Linked DNA regions of Homo sapiens: region 1 is linked to region 2. A link is a loop called in an ENCODE intact Hi-C map of the cell type or tissue named here. Cell type or tissue: GM12878. All regions are shown on one strand. Links, peaks and the distances in the headings refer to the core of each region. The heading gives the core; the rest is flanking DNA.

Region 1 (7,912 bases), core at 1,762-6,761, 95 kb before region 2:
TTTCCTTGCATCTTGATGACTGTTGTCTGCTGCACAGACGTTGCATCTCACACATTGCATGATTCAGTGTTTGCAGAATTATCTCTACCATTGAACGAGTCATTCCACACAACACACACACGCAACATTTGCCATTTTCTCTCCATTGATCTTTTAAAATCGTCTCAGCTTTCACTTCTAGAACATTTGTTTATCTCTTCCTACTCACTCTTTCAACATGATTATCATTTTTCCCTTTATTGATTATAATGGATAACCATGTTTTAAAGGCAGTTGGAAACTAAGCGCAAGCAATGGGAAGTGGCCTATGGCTTTTGAGAATCTAGGGGCTCCCAAACATGGATCCGGCGTCAGAATCCCTTGGAGGGCATGTTGAAACACAGACTGTTGGGTGTACCTTCAGCATTCTGATTTAGTAGGTGTAGTGTGGAGCCTGAGAATCTGCACCTCCAGCAGAAGTTCCTAGATGCTGCTATTGGTCCAGTGAGCCCAGTTTCAGAACTACTGCTCTAGACTAATGAGCTCCAAGATGGCGGAGATGAAAATGCAGATGGTGTTGTGCCTGCCAGGTGGTGGTATTGAGGAAACTTGAAGTGCTTGTGCTCTGCACCTGGAGTTGGCATTCATAAGACTTTGTAAAGAGAAAGTTTGTGAAATGAAAAGCTGTAAGGTTGAAAGTTTTAGAGTATAAGTACTTCCCTGAGATGAGGCCTTGGAGTTTCCAAAGTACCTTGTGTGATCCTCATGGCAGTCGTGAGAGGTAGTTTTTCTACCCATTTTACAGAGGTGGAGACCGAGGTTACAAGTGTCCAGGTTGGAATTAGGAGAGAAACTCAGGCAATTTGACTGCAAATTTAACTATAGAGCTGGCCTCTATACCACGGCCCAGCTGGATTCCAGGCAGTAGAATTTCCCCAAGCCCTGATTACTGACAGAGACATTTTGTGACTGGGGGAGGGTCAGGAGTGCTTGGTGGTACAGGATGTACTTCTTTGACACCCTCCTTGTTTGTTTATTTATTTATTTATTTATATATTTTTATTATTATACTTTAAGTTTTAGGGTACATGTGTACAATGTGCAGGTTAGTTACATATGTATACATGTGACATGCTGGCACAATGCACCCACTAACTCGTCATCTAGCATTAGGTATATCTCCCAATGCTATCCCTCCCCCCTCCCCCCACCCCACAACAGTCCCCAGAGTGTGATGTTCCCCTTCCTGTGTCCATGTGTTCTCATTGTTCAGTTCCCACCTATGAGTGAGAATATGCAGTGTTTGGTTTTTTGTTCTTGCGATAGTTTACTGAGAATGATGATTTCCAGTTTCATCCATGTCCCTACAAAGGACGTGAACTCATCATTTTTTATGGCTGCATAGTATTCCATGGTGTATATGTGCCACATTTTCTTAATCCAATCTATCATTGTTGGACATTTGGGCTGGTTCCAAGTCTTTGCTATTGTGAATAGTGCCGCAATAAACATACGTGTGCATGTGTCTTTATAGCAGCATGATTTATAGTCCTTTGGGTATATACCCAGTAATGGGATGGCTAGGTCAAATGGTATTTCTAGTTCTAGATCCCTGAGGAATCGCCACACTGACTTCCACAATGGTTGAACTACTTTACAGTCCCACCAACAGTGTAAAAGTGTTCCTATTTCTCCACATCCTCTCCAGCACCTGTTGTTTCCTGACTTTTTAATGATTGCCATTCTAACTGGTGTGAGATGGTATCTCATTGTGGTTTTGATTTGCATTTCTCTGATGGCCAGTGGTGGTGAGCATTTTTTCATGTGTCTTTTGGCTGCATAAATGTCTTCTTTTGAGAAGTGTCTGTTCATGTCCTTCGCCCACTTTTTGATGGGGTTGTTTGTTTTTCTCTTGTAAATTTGTTTGAGTTCATCGTAGATTCTGGATATTAGCCCTTTGTCAGATGAGTAGGTTGCGAAAATTTTCTCCCATTTTGTGGGTTGCCTGTTCACTCTGATGGTAGTTTCTTTTGCTGTACAGAAGCTCTTTAGTTTAATTAGATCCCATTTGTCAATTTTGGCTTTTGTTGCCATTGCTTTTGGTGTTTTAGACATGAAGGCCTTGCCCGTGCCTATGTCCTGAATAGTAATGCCTAGGTTTTCTTCTAGGGTTTTTATGGTTTTAGGTCTAGCGTTTAAGTCTTTAATCCATCTTGAATTGATTTTTGTATAAGGTGTAAGGAAGGGATCCAGTTTCAGCTTTCTACATATGGCTAGCCAGTTTTCCCAGCACCATTTATTAAATAGGGAATCCTTTCCCCATTTCTTGTTTTTCTCAGGTTTGTCAAAGATCAGATAGTTGTAGATATGCAACGTTATTTCTGAGGGCTCTGTTCTGTTCCATTGATCTATATCTCTGTTTTGGTACCAGTACCATGCTGTTTTGGTTACTGTAGCCTTGTAGTATAGTTTGAAGTCAGGTAGCGTGATGCCTCCAGCTTTGTTCTTTTGGCTTAGGATTGACTTGGCAATGTGGGCTCTTTTTTGGTTATTTATTTATTTATTTTTATTTTTATTTTTATTTTTTTGAGATGGAGTCTCGCTCTGTCGCCCAGGCTGGAGTGCAGTGGTGCAATCTTGGCTCACTGCAAGCTCCGCCTCCTGAGTTCACGCCATTCTCCTGCCTCAGCCTCCCGAGTAGCTGGGACTACAGGCGCCTGCCACCATGCCCAGCTGATTTTTTTTGTATTTTTATTAGAGACGGGGTTTCACCGTGTTGGGCAGCATGGTCTCATCTCCTGACCTCGTGGTCCGCCCGCCTCAGCCTCCCAAAGTGCTGGGATTCCAGGCGTGCGCCACTGCGCCTGGCCGACACCTCCTTGTTTATTGATAGATGGGTATGGTGCTTCTGAGCCTGAAACGCTGTGACTAACTCCATGCCACTCAATCTGAAAACCTAGATAACATCATCACTTCCATAGAGAAATACAACTCAACAAAACAGCCTAAAGGAGGGCTAGAAAGCCTGAAGAGAGAAATAACTATTAAAGAAATTGGGCCAGGAGTGGTGGCTCATGCCTGTAATCCCAGCACTTTGGGAGGCTGAGGCAGTGGATAGCTTGAGCCCAGGAGTTCAAGACCAGCCTGGGCAACATGGCGAAACCCTGTCTCTCCAAAAAAATACAAAAATTAGCCAGGTGTGGTGGCACATGCCTGTAGTCCCAGCTTTCCAGGGAGCTGAGGTGGGAGGATCACTTGAGCCCAGGAGGTGGAGGCTGCAGTGAGCTGTGATTGTGCCACTGCACTCCAGCCTGGGCGACAGAGCGAGACTCTGTCTCAAAAAAAAAAAAAAAAAAAAAAAAATACATTGAATTGGTTGTTAAAAAGTCCTCAGAAGAAGTAAGAAAGGAGGAACACAAGGCCCAGAGGGTTTTGCAGGCAAATCTAAACGTTCTAGAATAGATCATCTGACCACACATTCTAGAGCAGATAACCCCTCCCTTATCCAAATGATTATGGAGAACAGGAAAATGGGAAAATACTCCCAACTCCTGTGACGAGGTCAGTATGACCTGGATTTCCAAACCAGACAAAGAGAGGAGGAGAAATGCAAATTACAAGTCAATCTCACTTCAGAATGCAGTAGTGAAAGTCCTGAATAACCTTCTGGGCTTATTATAGTTCCCTTGATACTTCCTCAAAACTACGACTGTTTCAGAAACATCTCATTCCTTGCCCTGAACTTGACCCCAGTTCATTGCCTTTAGAATCACCACTGCTTCTCTGGGTGAGGAGCTTGTCCCAGAAGAGGCCCAGGGAAACTGGTTCAGGAAGGCTCTGACTGTCATCGGCAGTGGCCCCACACTATCTGGTGAACCACTGAGAGGTCAGGAAGGGTGTTCCCGGGGCAGCCTCTTGTCAGCACAGGTATCCATGTATCCACTTCCCTGAGCCCAGCTGTTCTTCCTGACCCACTTCAAGTACCCACCCCCAGGCCAACACACTTTCACTAACCTTTTCAATTTTTAAAAGCAGATGATTTTTCCAAGTCAGTAACAACAAAAACTTGAGGGTTTTTTAATCTTTTGTCTTTCACAGGGTGGCAAGTAAGGAAGGTGTGCTAATGAACTAACTTAAAACCCTTTGATGTGGTGGTGTTAAGACCCTGTCCAACTTGGCCACCGCCCTATGCACATGGAAAGTGCCAGGCTGTGATGGGAAATCCGACTCTTTAACCAGGAGCAACTTGACCTATGGCAGATCCAAGGGGAGAATCGATTCTCCCCGCTTGGCTCCTGAATTCTGGATTTGATTTTGGTGCCCAGAAGAGGATGATGGAGTCTTGACCACTGTCAAGGTTTAGAAACCAACTAATTGCTTTTCCTACCTGCTCAGCTGTCGTTTTCCTCCCTCAATGTCCTTAGGAAAGTCTTAGGCACTGTTTGCTCATGGCTATCCATCAGGGGACTTCCAAAAAGGGTATAGTGGGGGAGTGGAAGCGATCCTCCCCAGGAGCAAGCAGTAAGCGGGTACAGTGTCTGTAGAGGGCTCCAAAACAATAATAAAACTTCACCTCCTAATGTCGGTGAAAAGCCGCTCTCCTTATTGAGGGTTCCAAAACAATAATAAAACTTCACCTCCTAATGTCGGTGAAAAGCCGCTCTCCCTGTTGAGGGTTCCAAAACAATAATAAAACTTCACCTCCTAATGTCGGTGAAAAGCCACTCTCCCCATTGAGGTGGATCCCAGGGCCTTCCTCCACCCTGACTCCTCACACAAAGCAGCCAGTCTTCATGAATGATGATGATAATGGTGGCAGCGGTGGTGGTGGTGGTGATGGTAGCAATAGTAGCTAACATTTCTTGAGGTCTTACTGCAGGTAACGCCTAGCTCTTTGTATTTGATCTACTAAATGTGATTTAATTTCCTCAGTGGTTCTCTGATGGAGCAGTTTAACAACATAGCAACATAACAAGGTTACCTGGGATCAACCTTGTTTATAGATGGGGAAGCTGAGGCTCAGCAAGGGTAAGACACAGCACTGAGAGAAGGAATTAGGGTGTGGTGCCGGGTCTGGGGATGCTGAAGCTGTTGGGGGTCTGTGACCAGTTTTGTAAATGAAGAAAGGTACTTCAGGGATTCAGGTTGAAGCCAACAGACCTTTCCCAGATGCCAAGGGCATTGTTCTGGCCAACACCCCTGGGCCTGCCTTTGAGGCATCTTCAGTAGTATCAGAGATGCTGACTTGGCATTCCAGGGAGGTGGAACCTCTGGTCCTGGTGATTTTCCTTAGGGCCTTAGATTAAAACACACACACATGTATGCATGTACATACACATGCACATATTCACATCACAGATGTACACATCACACACTCATGCACACATCATATATACACACACACCTGCACATCTATGCATTGTAAAGGGGACTCCCTCAATTGTCAAAGTTTATTTCAATGCTAGAAGAAATGGCAAAAAAAGGACAAAGATCTTCACCAACTGATGAATGGATAAACAAAATGTCGTCTTCCCAGACGACGGATGTTATTCAGTCATAAAGAGCAATGAATAGTGGACATATGCGGCAACGTGGATGAACCTCAAAACCACATATGATATGATTCCACTTATGTCAAATGTCCAGAATAGGTGAATCTGTAGAGACAGAAAGTAGATTAGCCGTTGCCAGGGGCTAAGGGGAGGAGGGAGTGGGGAATGACTGCTAATGGGTACGGCATTTCATTTTGAGCAATGAAAATGTTCTGGAATTAGATTATGGGGACAGTTGCACAACTCTGCAAGTCACACTAAAAATCACTGAATTGTGCACTTTATATGGGTGAATTTTATAGTATGTAAAATAAATCTCAGTAAAGCTGTTTTTGTTTTAAAAAAAAGGAGAAGAAAAAGAAGCTAGCAAGTAGGATGAAAAATAACAGCTACCGTTTCCCTACTGCTTGCCATGTGCAAGGGAGCCTTCTAAATGCTCTCCAAGAAGCTGTGCATTGAATTTCCTCGACAGCCCCCATTTCTACACTGGAAAATTAATGCTTAAAGAAGACACGTGCATTGCTTGAGTTAGTCCAAGTGTCACAGAAGGTGGAGCTGGAATGGAACCACAGTGCCCACTCGTGAACCCAGGCTCCCATGTGGGAAATCGAGGTACTCTTAGTGAACCAAGGGACGCTGTATTAGTTCCCTATGGCTGCTGTAACAAATTCCTCCCAACTTGGTGGCTTAAAGCAACACCACCTTCTTCCCTTATAGTTCTGGAGTCAGAAATCTAAAATGCATTGGCAGGGCTGTGCTCCTTCTGGAGGCCCTGTGGGAGAATCCATTTCCTTGCCTTTTCCAGCTTCCAGAGGCTGCACGTTCTCCTCGGCTCGTGGTCCCTCATCTCTATAACCTTTGCATCCATCCTCACATCTCCTTCTCTTGACTCCAAGCCCCCTGCCTCCCTCTTACAAGGACTTATGTGATTACACTGAACCAACCAAGATAATACAGGATAATCTCCCATCTCCAAATCCTTAACTTAATCCCATTCACAAAGTCCTTTTTGCCATGTCAGGTACCACATTCATAGGTCCCAGGGATTAGGATATGAGATCTTTAAGGATTTGCTATTCATCCCACCACAGGCATTTAGGAGAGTTTGAGGGGAAGAAAGGGTATGCATATGGGTTTGTATTCTTGAATGGGCAAGAAACCTGCTGGTAACAAGGAAATGTTAATTTTGTCGTCTAGATTATTAAAATTATTTCATTTAAGTGCACTTGCACATCTGTGCATTGTGAAGGAAACTACCTTAATTGTCAAAGCTTATTTCAATGCTAGAAGAAATAGCAAAAGCCACATCAAGTAGATTATTTCATTTAAGCGAAATAATTATTTTGTTTAAATGAAATAATCTACTTGGTGTGGACTTTGATATAACTGGAAAGTGTTGAAGTTGACTTAAATTCACTTGTTGATTTTTTTAAAATTATTTATTTATTTATTTTTGAGACAGAGTCTTGCTCTGTCGCCCAGGCTGGAGTGCAATGGCATGATCTTGGCTCACTGCAACCTCCGCCTCCCGGGTCCAAACGATTCTCCTGCCTCTGCCTCCTGAGTAGGTGGGATTACAGGTGCATGCCACCATGCCCGGCTAATTTTTTTGTACTTTTAGTAGAAATGGGGTTTCACCATGTTGGCCAGGCTGGTCTTGAACTCCTGACCTCAAGTGATCCACCCACCTCGGCCTCCCAAAGTGCTGGGATTACAGGCATGAGCCACCACGCCCGGCCTCCCTTGTTGATTTTAGAGATGGGAGCAAGCAGCTCCTCCTACAAGACACAAAACACTTATCTAATCCTAGGATGCATTTCTATACGACAGTTACTGCATGACAGTGTTTTGTACAAGCCAGCGTGAGCCTTCCTAGTGCCCAATGAGCTGCTGTTAATAATGACAATAACAGCAATTGCACCAACAACAGATATTTATTAAGCCCTTGCTATGAGTCAGGTGTTGGTGGGCTAAGGATGTTACATTTAGCAGCTCTGTTAATCCTGACAATTCTATGAAGTAGGTTGTCTTTTTATCCCTGGTTTGCACATAAAGAAATGGAGGCTTTACAAAGTTAGTTAGGCAGCTGGCCTGCAGCCTCCAGATGGTAACAAGGTAGAGCCAGAATTGTGGTCCTCTTTCTTCCTTTCCTTTCCTTTCTTTTCCTTTCCTTTCCTTTCCTTTCCTTTCCTTTCCTTTCCTTTCCTTTCCTTTCCTTTCCTTTCCTTTCCTTTCCTTTTCCTTTTCCTTTGCTTTGCTTCTTTCCTTCTTTCCTTTCCTTCTTTCTTTCCTTTCTTTCTTTTCCTGGGCATTTTAAAATGGCTTTCTTACATCACCTTATCCTGTGATATCTGACTGTATCATTAGATCTTAATCACACA
Region 2 (7,912 bases), core at 1,167-6,166:
GTGAGCTGGAGGAGTGCTGATGATAAAAGACAAAGTATAAGACATCTCAAAATCATCATCATGACTACAAGACATTGAGCAATTGCAAAGTACCTTACTGAGCATATTTCCTCCAGTTTTTAGATGAAGTAGGAGAACCCCAGATAACTGATTTGCCACTGTCACACCTGTGTTGATGAAAAGAGTCAAGCTCTGTGAAATATTTGAAGAGATTTATTCTGAGCCAAATATGAGTGACCCATGACCCATGACGGAGCCCTCAGGAGATCCTGAGAACATGTGCCCAAGGTGGTCGGGCTACAACGTGGTTTTATACATTTTAGGAAGACATAAGACATCAATTAATACATGTAAGCTGTACATTGGTTTGGTCCAGAATGGTGGAACAACTAGAAGTGAAAATGAGGGAGTGAGGGGGTGGGGTGAGGTGGTGGTGGTTGGGGTGGAGGGGTAGTTCCAGGTCATAGGTAGATCAAAGATCTTCTGATTGACAGTTGATGGAAAGAGTTAAGTTATTGTCTAAAGACTTGGAATCAATAGAAAGGAATGTCTGAGTTAAATAAGGGGTTGTGGAGACCAGGCTTTTATCATGCAGTTGAAGCCTCCAGGTAGTAGGCTTCAGAGAGAATAGATGTACATATTTCTTATCAGACTTAAAGAGTCTTTTCTATCAGTCTTAAGGTTTGTGTTGATGTTAATACTGGTCAGCTGGGCCTGAACTCCAAAGGCAGGAGCATGTCCAACTCCTGCTTCCCATGATGGCCTGCATTAGTTTTTCAGGCTAACTTTAGAACGCCCTTGGCCAAGGGGAGGGGTCCGTTCAGATGGTTGAGGGGCTTAGAATTTTATTTTTAGTTTACACCTGGTACACAGCAGAGATGGGCGTGAGGCAGCAGGTGGGGAAACTTTTCTGCCTAGGTACAGCTTGGCTCCATCCCTTTACAGTCTCTGCTCTGTCCTTTGTTGGTGTGGCTACTCGGCAAATCATTAGATAAATGTGCAAAAGTCGTGGAATTGCAAGGTGTGGCTCTAGCAAGATTCAGTTTAGGGGTTTTTCTATGGCATTCCCTATAGACAATTTTGAAAAATACCCAGAAACAGCTCCATGCCTGGAAAGGAAATGCCAAAACCAGCCTGATTAAGACTGAAACTCCAGATGTCATCAAATTTCCAAACATGTGCATTTCTTGGTGGGTGGCAAGCAGTAGCCTGGGTGCTGACTCACCAGGCTGGGATCCAAGTGGCTGGGGTTGTTTCCCACAAGAATGGTTCATCAGCTGGTTGCCATTGTGCCACTGCTGTGTTTGCTCTTCTCCGGCCCAGACAGTCCTCACCATTTCCGAAGGTCCACACTGAGGTCCACACTTCTTCATCTGAAGCACACGTAGGGCATGCACATCTGGCTTTGGAGCTCTTGGTTGGCAAATCAGCAGCTCATCCTCTGTCTAATGAACCCATGGGGTTGGGACACAGAGTTGAAGGGGTGAAGTTCTGCATCTGACCTTCCATGAATCCTTTACCTTCTTATTGCTAAAGCATCGTTGAATTTTAATCTTTCTCTCAGGCTCCTATATCCAGTTAACGACCAAGTCCTTTGAAACCTGACTCCTCAACATTGTTCTTATCTATCCCTTCCTCTCATTCCTATCATGGTAGGTTCTTTCATTTTATCTCCTGATTCTCTCTCCTAGCTGGTCACCTACCCTTCAGTCTAATCCAGCATTTCCTAAACTTTACCTTTTTGATTTTGTCCACATCTCTCTCCCATCTGTAGTATTCAACCTTGCACGTTTGTTTACATTGACTGCATTTATTATATAAAATCTAACATTGTACTGTCTACATAAACACCTGTAAAACATATACACATACATTTTCTAAAAACTTAGCTAGTAAAATAAACCTGTGCACAACATAAAGACATAAAATACTTTGAAATATCTCCATTGGTGCATGGAGCACTCTTTGGGAAACTCGAAACCCATTCTTTACTCTGCAGCTGGGGTGGTCTTTTTATTAATTTAAAATTTTTTATTATTAAATGTTTTTATTTTAATAGCTTTAGGGGTACAAGTGGTTTTTTGTTACGTGGACGAATTATACAGTAGTAAAGTCTGGGCTTTTAGTGTAATCATCTCCTGAGTAGTGTGATGAGTACTTGGGTACGCATCACACTACTACATTGTGCCCAAAAGGTGATTTTTTTTCATCCTTTACCCCCCTCCCACCCTTCCTCCTTCTGAGTCTCTAATGTGATTATACCACTCTGCATGCTTTTGTGTACCTATAACTTAGCTCCCACTTATAAGTGAGAACATGCGGTATTTGGTTTCCCATTCCTGAGTTACTTCACTTAGGATAATGGCCTCCAGTCCCATCCAAGTTGCTGCAAAAGACATTATTTCACTCTTTTTTTAAATGGCTGAGTAGTTTTCCTTGGTGTGTGTGTGTGTGTGTGTGTGTATACACCACTTTTATATGGTATATACGTACATATGTATATCCATGCCATATTTTCTTTATCCACTCATTGGTTGATGGACATTTAGGTTGATTCCCTATCTTTGCTACTGTGCATAGTGCTGTGATAAACATATGAGCAGATATCATTTTTATATAATGATTTCTTTTCCTTTGAGTAGATACCCAGTAGTGGGATTGCTGGATCAAATAGCAGATCTACTTTCAGTTCTTTGAGAAATCCAGGAGTGGTCTTTTAAAAACACAAATTCGAATACATTACTCTACAGATTAAAATCCATTGAAGGCTTTGTACCAGATTCAGTTTAAATACCATCCTGTATCTGAGCACTTGCCTTGCTTTCTAGCTGGGGCAGCCCTAGCAGCGTCTTATATTGTTCCCTAGTTTTATAGCCAGGTTGTTGAGGCAGCAGGTGGGGAAGCCAGGTAGTAGGCTTCAGAGAGAATAGATATACATGTTTCTTATCAGACTTAAAGAGTCTTTTCTGTCAGTCTTAAGGTCTGTGTTGATGTTAATGCTCGTCAGCTGGGCCTGAATTACAAAGGGAGGAGCATGCCTCTACTGTTGCTCCAAATCCCAGTTACTGTTAGGGTCTCTCCGGCCATGAGCCTGCATGGCCCTCTTTTCTCCTGCCCAGGGGCTTCCTCCAGGTGCAAGACACTACATGATCCACCTGGTGTTCCCACATGCCCAGTGCTTACACATCAGAAGTGCAGGAGTTAATCACCTATGGGGCAAATGTTGACCAATGCCTTATGGAAGCCTTGTGTAAAGTCCCCTGTCTTCCCTCGCTTAGATGGATGTTTCAGAGATGCAATCTTTCTCACGTTCTCTGCAAAGATGCCTGGTAAAGCCAAAGAGATCATCTTGTCACCAAGTCATGACCAGTTGGGTAATGACATCCTTCTATTTGCTCCCAGTGCCTCCCTTACTTACTCCCCCTTTCCCTCATTTCTACTTCCCAGGGATTGCACTCCCTGGAAAGCTTTACCCTCGGGCTCAGTTTCCTAGGGAACCACGGACTAGAAGTTCTCATTTTGAGGTCTTCATAGACCTCATCTCTTCTCATGATGCCACTCCTTCTTCTCCCTGTACTCAATGTTCCAACTTCTACAATCTACTCTTGGTTTCCCCTACCAGCCAGCAGTCCCATTCCTTTGTTTACACTGTGTCCTTGTCTTCAAAACCTATTAATACCTATTATTCTATCAAGACTTCACTCAGGGATCACCCCTCTCCCCCACCGCCAGGAGCCTTCCCTGATCCTCCTCCCCTCTCCACATAGAATTAATCATTCCTCTTCTTCACCCTGTTGTATTCTTCCAGAGTTCTCTGATAGCAGCTCCACTTGGTACTTCATTGCATGTACTTATTCATGCTCAAATGCAAGTTCCACAAGGGAAGATATTTTTTGCATTTTGTACATTTTTGTGCCCATTTTTTGAATAAATGAATATCTGACCCTTTCAGCTATGCGACTATGTTTTGCACATCAGTGTCTCCAAATGCCATCCTAGGGCCATTGTAGGGTGTACAGAGCAGAAGCTCATACATATTTGATGAATGCATGAGTGAAATTTAGTCTAAATCATTGAGCATGTATTGAACAATCATCATGAGCAGAGATGAACCCCTCATGCTAACCATTTGCCTCAACAATGCACAAAGTTTCTCACAAAAAGCAGCCAGACGCTGTGGATGAGTCATTTCAAAACCAACCCAGTACTAAGAAGACAACCACAAGCTTTGAGTCGCTACATGGCTGGCCAGAAGCTTGATCTTCTGAGTGTGAGTCCCAGCTGGGAAGCACAAACTATTGTGTTCACCGCAGGAGTCAGAAATGCCTGGGCCTGTCTAGAAGATGATGGGATGGCCTCATGGAGATTCTTTGCTCAGGGTCTCCTGGGAAAGAAACATTCTGAAGGAAGATTGAATCCAGGCCAAAAGCTTGCTGCAAGAACAGAGGTCCATATCTGAGGAAGGCGCTTCCCCACTGAACTCCCCCTAGAGCAAGGCAGCTATGGTAAAACCTGAGCACAGAACCAAAGAGCTGCTTCATATCAAAACTTGGTGAGGCGCTGCAAGCACAGAGCCGTGGTGTTTTTTAACCAGGGAAACAGGATGTAGCCCGAGTGGGGATAGGTACTTTCCCACCAGGGGTGGTTGTTGGAGCCCATGATGGCGTCAAGCTAGAGGACATAGTGCAGTGCAGTGGGGCTTTGGGAACAGCAATGGACGCTTCCACAGAGAGATGGCGCTGGAGCTGGTGAGCAGGACTATATGGCAGGCTCCATGGAATACCTAAAAGGGGCTTGTTCTTGAGCTGATGTGTGATGCCCCTGGTAGCATATAGTGGGGATAATGGGAAGATTAAGTCAGAGAAGGAAAGTTTTTGTATTGCTGTTGCTATTTTATATTTTTATTGTTGTATCAAATGACCCTAGGTTCTGACATATATATAAACCATTGGTAATTGATTTAATTATATAATTTATGTAAAGTCTTAACCCAATGTCTGTACATAGTAAGTGCTCAATTGCTTTTAGCTATTATTATTATTATTATTAATGAAGGAGATAGTACTAATTCATCCAGGCCGCTATAACAAAATACCATAAACTGGGTAGCCTATAAGCCACTGAAATCCATTGCTCACAGTTCTAGAGGCTGGGAAGTCCAAGATCAAGGCACCAGTAGATTTTATGTCTGGTGAGAGCCTACTTTCTCAGATGGCACCTTCTCACTGCGTCCTCACATGATGGAAGGAGCAGGGAGCTCTCTCAGGCCTATTTTATAAGGGCACTGATTCCATTCATGGTGGATTTGCCCTCATAACCTAATCAACTCGTAAAGGCCCCGCCTCCTAATACCATCACCTTGGCAGTTACATTTCAACATAGGAATTTTAGGGGAACACAAAAATTCACACCATAGCACCAGGGTCGGGGATAGAGAAATGGCTTTTGATTACAATTGCTCTGACCCCTGTTTTTATCTCTGGACTAATAATAGGGCTGGGGATCACATAGGCAATGTTTAAATACGTGTGTTGAAGTTATTAAAAAAAGAAGGAGAGAAAGAGAGACTCAGAATAGAGACTTGCAGATTCTAGTTTCCATCTTGGTTCTACCCACATGGATTGAGTGTCACCATATGTCCCTGGGCTAGGCACTCTTGGCTTGCCATTGTACTTAACCCTCTTGGAATTTTTCTGAGTCGTAATTTTTCCCTGTGAAAGATAGGGAAACTGAGGCTTGGGGACTGGAAGATATCTAGTAAGTCTTGCTCTCCTGTGAAATATAGGGAAATTGGCCAGGCAAGGTAGCTCAAGCGTGTAATCCCAGCACTTTGGGAAGCTGGGGTGGGTGAATTACCTCAGATCGGGAGCTCGAGACCACCCTGACCACATGGAGAAACCCCATCTCTACTAAAAATACAAAATTAGCCAGGCATGGTGGTGCATGCCTGTAATCCCTGCTACTCGGGAGGCTGAGGCAGGAGAATCGCTTGAACCCAGGAGGCGGAGGTTACAGTGAGCCGAGATCATGCTATTGTACTACTCCCGTCTGGGCAACAAGAGTGAAACACCTTCAAAAAAAAAAGAAAAGGAAGGAAGAAGGAAAGAAGAAAGAAAGAAAGAAGAAAGAAAGAAAGAAAGAAAGAAGAAGGAAAGAAAGAAAGAAAGAATGAAAGAAAGAATAAAGAAAGAAAGAAAGAAAGAAAGAAAGAAAGAAAGAAAGAAAGAAAGAAAAAGAAATATAAGGAAACTGAGGGTTGGGGACTAGAAGATACCTGGGAAGCCTTCCTTTCCTGTTGTAAGAGGTGATGAAATGAAGACTCACCTGGGTAAAAGTCACCTGCCCAAGGTTTTCTTACCTTATAGATGAAGGAAATGAGATACAGGAAGCTTAAGATGCTAGTCTGAGATCTTAGGCTGGTTAGAATCAGCAGCCAGTGCCAACATTTGAACATCCTCTCTGACTTCAAATTGCTTTATACCCCACTCTCCTGTCTCAGGCATGAGAAAGGCCTGGAGTGTCTTGGCCCCAGTGCAATGGAAACAAAAATGGAGGCAAAGCAGGTTTGGATCTGACCTCCCATCTGTGTCCCTGGCTTTCAGAAGCCCCCTGGCTTTCCCCAGCCAAGGGAAAAGACGCTCGGTGAGCTGGAGAAATGGTTTGGCTGAATGTTCTAAATTTAGAAGGGGACCTGGATGCACCCTCAGTGGCTTTTGACTCGAGCCCAAAGTTGAAGCCTGTTGGTGTTTTTCCTCTTTGGTTTCCCTGCGGGGCAGGAAAGCTGCTCTCTCTCAGTTTCCTAAGGGCTCAGTCACCAGCGCCAGGTTTATAAATACCCTCTCCCTTCCCTGGCAGCTCTCACCTCAGCAGATCATTGGTGATTTCAGAATTCCTTGTGGAGTCTTTACACTCTGATGCACCAGGGTGATAACCCGGGGAGGGTCTGTGGCAGGGGTGTACCAAGACCCTGAAGAGCTCATACCCCCCTCGCTGTGGCCTTGCCGAGTAGTGCAAAACTGTGTGGGGAAGTAACACACTCCTTTGTCCCACTCAGGAAAAGGGCTTTGGAGGTTAGCACTGTGTGTCATTAAAGGGGAGAGAGAAAAGGTCATCAAGGGAGTACTTGTGGGGTGCTGTAAGTAGGGCCTGTGAAAAATGGTTCAATACTCGCTGATAACGTGAGCTAATATTGACTGTGGCTGGGTGCCAGCTCCACATGAGGCTTTTCCATGGACTACTGTATTGATGAACTCATATGCTTCCATGGATTCCCTACACTGATCCAGGGACAGAAATGGTTCTATTTTATGGGTGAGGCACTGAAGCCATAAGAAATGAAGTTATCCCAACCACTTAGCTGGTGCACGCAGGCATCCACATTTTCTCTCTTTCTACCATGCCATGTTGAGTCTGCTTATTGTGCCTAACTTGCAGCACAGTGGGCAACTAGGCAACCTGAAAAGTTTTGAAGTCGTGTAGACTGGCATTCAAGTCACAGCACTCCCACTTGTTCCTAAGAACCTGGGCAAATTCTCTAAACTTATCCGAGCCTCAGTTTTCTTATTTGTCAAATGGAAATGAGGTAGAGTCAATGTGAAGACTAACTGAGATTAAGACATTAACTTGAGAAGTAGTATTCCCTGAATAAATAGTAGTGACTAATAATAATAAAGCTAATATTTATTCATTCCTTCATGTGTCAGGCTATGCTTTACGTGTTTTATTTAATGATCTTAGCCATCTTAGGCAGACATGCTTTTATTAATTTTATTTTTCAAAAGAGAAATCTGAGGGTCAAAGAGGGTAAATGACTTGCCCATGGCTTCATAGCTAGTAAGTGGTGGAATGTGGATTTGAATCCAGAGGATGATTCCAAGTCCCTGTTCTTATTTCATCGATAGTGACTTTATCA

The links. A loop is a pair of places that touch in the nucleus more often than their neighbours do. Peaks named below come from ENCODE experiments on the same cell type or tissue, not always from the same donor. Only the 100,000 strongest peaks of a DNase experiment are listed, where the experiment ranks them.
Region 1: it touches region 2 in a loop (2.7-fold over the local background); 1 of 110 quality-filtered maps calls a loop at or near these places.

What each region holds. Positions count from the first base shown.
Region 1 is chr16:80,672,394-80,680,305 of GRCh38, reverse strand. The region is part of intron 2 of CDYL2 (chromodomain Y like 2); the gene reads left to right. Among named protein-coding and RNA genes, the nearest start is that of LINC01227, 100 kb to the right of the region's middle. In GM12878, for the core only: no CTCF peak of the experiment used is centred there; a DNase peak (open chromatin) is centred at 3,675; H3K4me3 peaks cover 776 bases; H3K27ac peaks cover 1,697 bases.
Region 2 is chr16:80,576,970-80,584,881 of GRCh38, reverse strand. No RefSeq gene overlaps it. Among named protein-coding and RNA genes, the nearest start is that of LINC01227, 8.1 kb to the right of the region's middle. RefSeq lists an enhancer at 4,216-4,705. In GM12878, for the core only: no CTCF peak of the experiment used is centred there; DNase peaks (open chromatin) are centred at 4,181 and 4,541; H3K27ac peaks cover 1,873 bases.